Regions from separate parts of the Homo sapiens genome. Here all the other regions are linked to region 3. A link is a contact called in ENCODE Hi-C or POLR2A ChIA-PET data. All regions are on one chromosome and are shown on one strand. Each heading gives the region's core, a stretch centred on a gene start or an enhancer-like site at or near the end of the contact. The rest is flanking DNA. Distances are from core to core; before and after follow the strand shown. Region 1 holds the start of FBXO46 (F-box protein 46). Region 2 holds the start of SIX5 (SIX homeobox 5). Region 3 holds the start of CLASRP (CLK4 associating serine/arginine rich protein).

Evidence for each region. A loop is a pair of places that touch in the nucleus more often than their neighbours do. ChIA-PET counts read pairs that join two places held with the same protein, here RNA polymerase II (POLR2A). Pooled maps may share reads with other maps.
Region 1: a pooled map shows a loop between it and region 3 (6-fold over the local background). The contact joins the promoter of FBXO46 here to the promoter of CLASRP in region 3. A Hi-C loop is called at or near these places in 1 of 50 pooled maps. POLR2A ChIA-PET finds 5 or more read pairs at or near these places in 2 of 52 experiments (HEK293 and activated CD4-positive, alpha-beta T cell).
Region 2: a pooled map shows a loop between it and region 3 (6-fold over the local background). The contact joins the promoter of SIX5 here to the promoter of CLASRP in region 3. A Hi-C loop is called at or near these places in 2 of 50 pooled maps. POLR2A ChIA-PET finds 5 or more read pairs at or near these places in 4 of 52 experiments (CD8-positive, alpha-beta memory T cell, OCI-LY7, activated CD4-positive, alpha-beta T cell and 1 more).

What each region holds. Positions count from the first base shown.
Region 1 is chr19:45,729,388-45,732,325 of GRCh38, reverse strand. FBXO46 (F-box protein 46) reads left to right here and starts at 1,430. Exons shown (of 2, transcript NM_001080469.2): 1 at 1,430-1,477. RefSeq lists enhancers at 1,103-1,232, 1,323-1,432 and a silencer at 2,281-2,575.
Region 2 is chr19:45,767,971-45,771,008 of GRCh38, reverse strand. It overlaps SIX5 (SIX homeobox 5), which reads left to right and starts at 1,757. Exons shown (of 3, transcript NM_175875.5): 1 at 1,757-2,967. The coding sequence starts at 2,165. DMPK (DM1 protein kinase) reads left to right here. Exons shown (of 15, transcript NM_004409.5): 14 at 1-38; 15 at 369-1,292. The coding sequence ends at 521. It overlaps DM1-AS (DM1 locus antisense RNA), which reads right to left. Exons shown (of 2, transcript NR_147193.1): 1 at 2,878-3,038. RefSeq lists silencers at 618-777, 1,302-1,486, 1,338-1,877, 2,238-2,457, 2,908-3,037 and 1 more and enhancers at 418-497, 938-1,047, 1,208-1,287, 2,779-3,038.
Region 3 is chr19:45,037,433-45,040,466 of GRCh38, reverse strand. It overlaps CLASRP (CLK4 associating serine/arginine rich protein), which reads right to left and starts at 1,422. Exons shown (of 21, transcript NM_007056.3): 1 at 1,359-1,422; 2 at 156-283. The coding sequence starts at 254. RELB (RELB proto-oncogene, NF-kB subunit) reads right to left here. Exons shown (of 12, transcript NM_006509.4): 12 at 2,275-3,034. The coding sequence ends at 2,677. RefSeq lists an enhancer at 879-1,748.

The sequences.
Region 1 (2,938 bases), core at 181-2,680, 690 kb before region 3:
CAGCGACAAGAGGCTTAATCTCTTTCTGCCTTATAAATTTGGGATTGTAATTCCTACCAGGGTTGTCTGTAGGGTGTCTGGCATATAGTTCCGATGCAATAAATATTTACTGAACACATGTTTACGCTGTTCTAGGTGCTTGAACAAGGTACACAAAGATCTCTGCCCTCCTGGAGCTTCTTCTTCTTCTTCTTCTTTTTTTTTTTTTTGAGACGGAATCTCGCTCTGTCCCCCAGGCTGGAGTGCAGTGGCGCGATCTCGGCTCACTGCAAGCTCCGCCTCCTGGGTTCACGCCATTCTCTTGCCTTAGCCTCCCGAGTAGCTGGGACTACAGGCACCCGCCACCCAGCCCGGCTAATTTTTTGTATTTTTAGTAGAGATGGGGTTTCAGTGTGTTAGCCAGGATGGTCTTGATCTCCTGACCTTGTGATCAGCCCGCCTCGGCCTCCCAAAGTGCTGTGACTACAGGCGTGAGCCACCGCGCCCGGCCTTCTTTTATTTTAAGAGGCAGCAGGGTCTCATTCTGTCGCCCAGGCTGAACTGCATGGAGGGCGGTGGTGTAACACTAGCTCACTGCCTCGAACTCCTGGGCTCGAGCGATGTGGAGCTGCTATTCTATGATGTGGACTAACTCCTAATGTATGGGACTTTCCTTCCTCCTAAGGCTTAATTTTCTCATTTGTAAATCAGGAGGTAAGAAAGGAGGGGACGGGCCGGGCGCGGTGGCTCACGCCTGTAATCCCAGCACTTTGGGAGGCCGAGGCGGGTGGATCATGAGGTCAGGAGTTCAAGACCAGCCTGACCAACATGGTGAAACTCCGTTTTTACTAAAAATACAAAAACTAGCCGGGCGTGGTGGCGGGCTCCTGTAATCCCAGCTACTCAGGAGGCTCAGGCAGGAGAATCGCTTGAACCCAGGAGGCGGAGGTTGCAGTGAGCCGAAATTGCGCCACTGCACTCCAGCCTGGGTGACAGAGCAAGACTCCGTCTCAAAAAAAAAAAAAAAAAGAAGGGGATGGATGGGAAGGAGTTTGGAAAAGCACAAGGAGCTGTTAGCTATTGTGTTGATCGGCACAAATGAATCAATAAATTTGCTCTTCCCCAACTCTCCACCCCTCACCAACACCCTATTGCAATATTCTCAATTCCCTTCCCAAGGGCCTCGGGCAAAAATGGAGCCCTCCTGGCTAGACTCCATCTCCCAGCGCGCCCAGCGGGGAAGCACCCTGCGCTTGCGCTGCCAAGTCCTCCCCGGCTTTGTCTCCCGGGAGTTCGAGTCGTTCTTTTCCTCCGCCCGCCTAATTTGCTTCCTACCCCACCTCCAAGCTTGACCGTGCTGCCTTCTGGGGGATGTAGTCCGTGGCTGCCCGGACTTCAATTCCCAGCGGGCTTCGGGACGAGAACCCGGAAGGGGAGGCTGGAGAGGAGCGAGTGGGGGAAACCCGCGTAGCCGAGGGAGATGCAGCGCGCGGCGATGGTGAGAGCCCAGGCGCGGGCCGGGGGCGCTGGAGAGTCGGGACGGGGGTTCGGGACCGGGTGACGAGGGGGAAGAGGCAGGGGCGAAAGAAGGGGCTGGGTGAGGGGAGATTGCCTGGGGGAGAGGACTGGGAGGAATGGGAGCCGGAGGTAGTAGTAGAAGAATGGTGGCTTGGGGAGGGGTCTTGGAGGTGGGGTGGGAGTGGAGCTTTGGAATTGATTGTAAAGGGGCTCAGAGCTGGGGAAGTGGGCCCCGAGTTGGAGACTGGGCTGGACATCCAGGTAGAGGCCCTGAAGGGGTCGATTTCGATGGGGGCTTAACCTGCGGCGAGGGTATGAGGATCAGGGTTAGGATGAGTGAGGGGGTCTGGAAGCTCCAAGGGACAGGCGAACGGTGGACGCAATGGGTTGGGGCCTCTGGATCGGATTGGGGGCAGGAAGGCAAGTTGAGGAGGTAGGAGGGAGAAATCAGTGGTAGGATAGAGTGTGGGTTTAGGCTCCAGGACTGAGGGTGGGGTAAGGAGCGTGAAATTAGGGGCCTGGATGTAGTGATAATTTCCCTAGTCCCGCCAGAGACTCCCGGTAAGCTGGACAGGCACAGAACTGTAGGATAATACGGCCAGAAAGGGCCATCGAGACAGGCTTTCGCACCCTCACTTCCCCGGTGGAATTTAGAAGAGTGTAATGGTTTATCCCTATGAGAAGTACAGCATTCATATCCCCTATTCTTCCACCCCTTTGTGCCATGGACAAATCTGTGAGCCTCAGTGCCCTTATCTGTAGTATGGGAACAGCAAGCATGCCTCTGAGAACAGGGTTAAAGGGAGTCATTAAAATCGTTACTATTAGTGGGAGAGCTGGGCTGTGAAGTTTCAGTCTCAGAGCTGTTGGTGGGAAGTTCTCCGCCCCCGGAATGTGACTGGGTTACAGGTGCTAATGGATTTCCTCCTTTCCAGTCCAGTCCCAGAGGCGTTTTCTCAAAAGCTGGCACTGATCTGGGCACACACCCCAGCTCAGAAGCATGTAGGGGCTCCCCACTGTGGATTACAGCTAACGCTTATTGTTTTACAAAATGCCTGGCCCTGTCCTTAGCTGTTTGTACACATTAACTCATTTAATTCTGATAACACCCCTGAGGGGTAGGTGCTGTTATTTTCTCCATTTTACAGAAAGGAAGCAGAAGTACAGAGAAATTAAGCAACTTTCCCAAGGCTATCCAGCATTAATTGCTAGACTCAGGATTCCGATCTTGGCAGCCTGGCTCAGAATCTGTGCTTTCAGCACTATAATTTAGTCCTCTCTCCATACTGAAATATACAATGTGATGAGTAGAGACAGCGAACAAAGCAGTCTAGAATATTAGTTCTGCCATTTACTTGCTATATGACCTTAGGCAAGTCTTTTATTTATTTTTATTTATTTATTTAGAGACAGTCTCCCTCTGTCACCCAGGCTGGAGTGC
Region 2 (3,038 bases), core at 508-3,007, 730 kb before region 3:
GCCCCATGCACCGCCGCCACCTGCTGCTCCCTGCCAGGGTACGTCCGGCTGCCCACGCCCCCCTCCGCCGTCGCGCCCCGCGCTCCACCCGCCCCTTGCCACCCGCTTAGCTGCGCATTTGCGGGGCTGGGCCCACGGCAGGAGGGCGGATCTTCGGGCAGCCAATCAACACAGGCCGCTAGGAAGCAGCCAATGACGAGTTCGGACGGGATTCGAGGCGTGCGAGTGGACTAACAACAGCTGTAGGCTGTTGGGGCGGGGGCGGGGCGCAGGGAAGAGTGCGGGCCCACCTATGGGCGTAGGCGGGGCGAGTCCCAGGAGCCAATCAGAGGCCCATGCCGGGTGTTGACCTCGCCCTCTCCCCGCAGGTCCCTAGGCCTGGCCTATCGGAGGCGCTTTCCCTGCTCCTGTTCGCCGTTGTTCTGTCTCGTGCCGCCGCCCTGGGCTGCATTGGGTTGGTGGCCCACGCCGGCCAACTCACCGCAGTCTGGCGCCGCCCAGGAGCCGCCCGCGCTCCCTGAACCCTAGAACTGTCTTCGACTCCGGGGCCCCGTTGGAAGACTGAGTGCCCGGGGCACGGCACAGAAGCCGCGCCCACCGCCTGCCAGTTCACAACCGCTCCGAGCGTGGGTCTCCGCCCAGCTCCAGTCCTGTGATCCGGGCCCGCCCCCTAGCGGCCGGGGAGGGAGGGGCCGGGTCCGCGGCCGGCGAACGGGGCTCGAAGGGTCCTTGTAGCCGGGAATGCTGCTGCTGCTGCTGCTGCTGCTGCTGCTGCTGCTGCTGCTGCTGCTGCTGCTGCTGCTGGGGGGATCACAGACCATTTCTTTCTTTCGGCCAGGCTGAGGCCCTGACGTGGATGGGCAAACTGCAGGCCTGGGAAGGCAGCAAGCCGGGCCGTCCGTGTTCCATCCTCCACGCACCCCCACCTATCGTTGGTTCGCAAAGTGCAAAGCTTTCTTGTGCATGACGCCCTGCTCTGGGGAGCGTCTGGCGCGATCTCTGCCTGCTTACTCGGGAAATTTGCTTTTGCCAAACCCGCTTTTTCGGGGATCCCGCGCCCCCCTCCTCACTTGCGCTGCTCTCGGAGCCCCAGCCGGCTCCGCCCGCTTCGGCGGTTTGGATATTTATTGACCTCGTCCTCCGACTCGCTGACAGGCTACAGGACCCCCAACAACCCCAATCCACGTTTTGGATGCACTGAGACCCCGACATTCCTCGGTATTTATTGTCTGTCCCCACCTAGGACCCCCACCCCCGACCCTCGCGAATAAAAGGCCCTCCATCTGCCCAAAGCTCTGGACTCCACAGTGTCCGCGGTTTGCGTTGTGGGCCGGAGGCTCCGCAGCGGGCCAATCCGGAGGCGTGTGGAGGCGGCCGAAGGTCTGGGAGGAGCTAGCGGGATGCGAAGCGGCCGAATCAGGGTTGGGGGAGGAAAAGCCACGGGGCGGGGCTTTGGCGTCCGGCCAATAGGAGGGCGAGCGGGCCACCCGGAGGCACCGCCCCCGCCCAGCTGTGGCCCAGCTGTGCCACCGAGCGTCGAGAAGAGGGGGCTGGGCTGGCAGCGCGCGCGGCCATCCTCCTTCCACTGCGCCTGCGCACGCCACGCGCATCCGCTCCTGGGACGCAAGCTCGAGAAAAGTTGCTGCAAACTTTCTAGCCCGTTCCCCGCCCCTCCTCCCGGCCAGACCCGCCCCCCCTGCGGAGCCGGGAATTCCGAGGGGCGGAGCGCAGGCCGAGATGGGGAATGTGGGGGCCTGCAGAGGACCCTGGAGACGGAGGCGTGCAGAAGCTCAGTCTCGGGGCGGAGGCTTCGCGCCCTTAGTCCTCCTGGACGGCCCGTTACCTTCTGCGTTGTCCCGATGGGGAAACTGAGGCCCTGAGCCAGAAGCACACGCTGGGGGGAGGCAGAAAGCGCGGCCAGAGGCGGAGGGAAAACAAAGGGAGAATCACAGACAGACGGGAGGGGGACGGACACACACAAGGGGACAGAGACCCGAGTGGAGAGCTGGATCTCGCCTTCCCGGCGTGGGGCGCAGGGTCGGCCAGAAAGAAGATCGAGAAGAGCGGGGAGTGGGGGCGAAAAGGGGGGACAGGTGGGGGAGGAGGCTGGGGAAAGCCCGAGGGAGGAAGAGAGGGAGGGAGGAACTTCCCAAAGTTGCAAAACATGGCTACCTTGCCTGCGGAGCCGAGCGCGGGGCCGGCGGCTGGGGGGGAGGCGGTGGCGGCGGCGGCGGCGACCGAAGAGGAGGAGGAGGAAGCGCGCCAGCTCTTGCAGACTTTGCAGGCGGCCGAGGGTGAGGCGGCGGCGGCGGCCGGGGCCGGGGCGGGCGCAGCGGCTGCGGGAGCTGAGGGCCCGGGATCCCCGGGCGTCCCCGGGTCGCCCCCCGAGGCCGCTTCCGAACCGCCCACGGGCCTCCGCTTCTCGCCCGAGCAGGTGGCGTGCGTCTGCGAGGCGCTGCTCCAGGCGGGCCACGCCGGCCGCTTGAGCCGCTTCCTGGGCGCACTGCCCCCGGCCGAGCGCCTACGTGGCAGCGACCCGGTGTTGCGCGCGCGGGCCCTGGTGGCCTTCCAGCGGGGCGAGTACGCCGAGCTCTACCGGCTACTCGAGAGCCGCCCCTTCCCCGCCGCCCACCACGCCTTCCTGCAGGACCTCTACCTGCGCGCGCGCTACCATGAGGCCGAGCGGGCCCGCGGCCGCGCGCTTGGCGCAGTGGACAAGTATCGACTGCGCAAGAAGTTCCCGCTGCCCAAGACCATCTGGGACGGCGAGGAGACAGTCTACTGCTTCAAGGAGCGCTCCCGCGCAGCGCTCAAGGCCTGCTACCGCGGCAACCGCTACCCCACGCCGGACGAGAAGCGCCGCCTGGCCACACTCACCGGCCTGTCGCTCACGCAGGTCAGCAACTGGTTCAAGAACCGGCGACAGCGCGACCGGACCGGGGCCGGAGGCGGCGCGCCCTGCAAGAGGTGAGGGGCCTCGGGCGGCGCAAGTCCAGCTCTCCCGGGGACATCCCGTCCACCAGCCCTCTTCCCCCGTG
Region 3 (3,034 bases), core at 173-2,672:
ACCAATGATTATCCTCAAGAAAAGATTAATGAATATACTCCTGAGGAAATGAGCCTCTTGTCTTGACATACTTCCAAGCCCAGATTTTACCAGGATGACCAGCTGTGCCCCCCAACCCAGGGTCCCTCACCCCAGACAAAAGGCCAGTTACTCACGATCTTTTCATAATACTCCCGTCTCCGCTCCGCCCTCTTCTTGTAGTCGACCATCATGCCTCGAAGCTTCCGCTCATGCTTCCGAGCCTCGTGCCACATTGTGGTGAGGCCAAGCCTGGGGCCTCAACCTGAGGGATGAAGGGACCAGGAAAGTCAGATGGTCTGTGAAACCCGTATGGGCAGAATCAAAGTCATCTAACAAGTTGGTGGCAGAGTCGATCCCAAACAACACATCTCTTAGCTTCAGGGAGCAGAAGTGAAGCTGCAGAACAGTATGCCAGATGTTCAAGTCCATCCCTAACAACTTCGATCTAGAAGCTTGGGCATTCTGAAAAACCCTCAGGTGATTCTGAGGTGAGCATCACTGGGAAAGGGGTGTCCTAGATTCCACGCGCTGGAGTCGGGAATGAAAGGTTTTGAAACATCAGCAGTGTTTGAAGTAGGGTCAGAAGGCAAACCCTGAGCACTTAAGGCTGGAGCTCAAGAGAAAGAGAAGAACTGAAAAGGCTCCCACTAGGGGCCATGCGTGGGGTTGGGTATGAGTCTGGGTGGTAGAGGGATAAGGAGAATAAGGATGAAGGCAGGTGGAGGAAATCGGAGAAAGCTTTTAAGGGAACAGTGCAGTTGTATGAAGGTGGAGGTCGAGGACAGGTGAAGGGCGTGGCGGAAGATGAAGATGCTAGAGGGAGTGGGAACACGGGGAGGGAGTGTTGCAAGGAGACCAGAGTGAAGCTGAGGTCTAAAGATGGGATCTAGATGGCGGGGTGGGGAGAGCATCCAAAGAAAAAGAGCGTAGAGCCTGAGAGAGGCGGAGCTGGCTGACAGGAGGGCGTGGGCTGAGCTTGGGGGCAGGGCTTGCGGGAAAGGGCGGAGACCGAAGGTTTGGACGGGGCTTGTGGATCGCGTCGCGGCCTGAGGATTTGGGCTGGGTTTTTTTTTTGTTGTTTTTTTTTTTGACAAGGGGGCGGGGCCTGTGATAAGCTGCTGGGCCGAAGGCCGAGTTCGACGCGGCAACTTCTGGCCCACAGCCGGGGCACGGGCTCGGCCTGAGGCCCGTCAGGCCTAATGGGGTGAGGGACGAGCGATCCTCGGGGCCGGGACGCAGCAGAAGCCCACAGCAGCATGGGGAGAGCCTGAGGAAAGGGAGAAGCTGGGCTGAGGCCTGCCCGAAAACCGGGAGGTCGAGCCGCAGCCTGCACTCACCGGCTGGTCGCCGCCTCCCACCGCTGCGCTCGCGCGCGGCCCGCACCGGAAGCGGAAATGAAAGGCCGCGCTAGGGGGAGGGGGCGGAGCATGGTGGAGGGCCGCGCAGCGCACTTCCGCCGACGAGAGAGGCGGGTCCTAGAGTCGAGAGGGGCGGGATCCCGAGGAAGAAGTGGGAGAGCGGAGAAGGGAAGAGCTTGGATGCTTTATCTTTTTATCTTTTTTATTTTATTTATTTATTTAATTTTATTTTTTTGAGACGGAGTCTCTCTTTGTCTCCCAGGCTAGAAGGCAGTGGCGCGATCTAGGCTCACTGCAACCTTTGCCTCCTGGGTTTCAGCTATTCTCCCACCTCAGCCTCCCGAGTAGCTGGGACTACAAGCGCGCGCCACCAAGCCCGGCTAATTTTTGTATTTTTAGTAGAGATGGGGTTTCACCATTTTGGTTAGGCTGGTCTCAAACTCCTGACCTCAGGTGATCCACCTGCCTCGGCCTCCCAAAGTGCTGGGATTACAGCCATGAGCCACCATGCCCGGTCTCATTTTTTATTTTCATTTTCATTTTTTATTTTTTTGAGACACAGCCTCGCGCTGTCGCCCAAGCTGGAGTGCAGTGGTGCGGTCTTGGCTCACTGCAACGTCCACCTCCTGGGCTCAAGCGATCCTCCCACCTCAGCCTCTAGAGTAGCTGGGATTACAGGCGCGCAGCACCACGCCCGGCTAATTTTTGTATTTTTTGTAGAGACTAGGTTTCGTCATGTTGCCCAGGCTGGTCTCAAACTCGTGAGCTCAAGCGATCCTCCTGCTTTGGCCTCCCAAAGTGCTGGGATGACAGGCCTGAGCCCCCAGCCTGGAGGCTTTCTTTGCTACTAAGGGACTAGGGCGTTTCCCAAGCCCAGAACAGACGAAACCCCGGAGGCTCAAAAACTCATCTTTATTGGGAAGACTCTGAACAACCAACCTACCCCCCACCTTCAAGTCTGGGGAGGGAGGGCCAGGAATCTGCCCCCTCCTCCCATATGTACAATCTTTTCCGAATCCTACTGGAGAAGGTGCCCCCACATGTGGGGACAGAGGCAGCTGTAACAAGCTAGTGCACGGGAGCCATGTCCCTTTTCCTCTCCGGACTCAGTTTCCTCATCTGTAAAATGGGCTCAAGGGGAAACCCGTGCAACGGAGCTTCTCGCCAAGGCTGAATATGTCCACTTCAGAAGCATGAGGAAGGGCCAAGGGGATGGGGGTGCTAGACATCCTGGTTGGGATTGCACGGCTCCTCCACCTCCCTCCCCACCCAGTGCCCCTCCTCTGGCATCGCGGGGCTACGTGGCTTCAGGCCCCGGGGATAGGAGGCCGCCCCCAAAGGCCGCCTCGCGGTAATGATTGGGGAACATGTTGCTGCCCACAAGGCTGGCGGTGCCTCCATCCCCGGGGCCCGGGGCCTGGTACGAGTCCAGTGTCAGTGGTTCAGGGCCGGGGGTCTCCCCAACCACGGCCCCGGCACCTCCGCTGCACACAACAGCGCTAGCGTGTGGCGGTGCCGGGGGCAGCAGGTCCAGCATGGTGAAGAGTGTGGGGGCCGTAGGGTCGTAGGCAAAGCCATCGTCCAGGAGGTCAGGCCCGCCAGGGGGCTCCAGGCCGGGCAGGGACACGGTGCCAGAGAAGAAGTCAGGGTCTGGC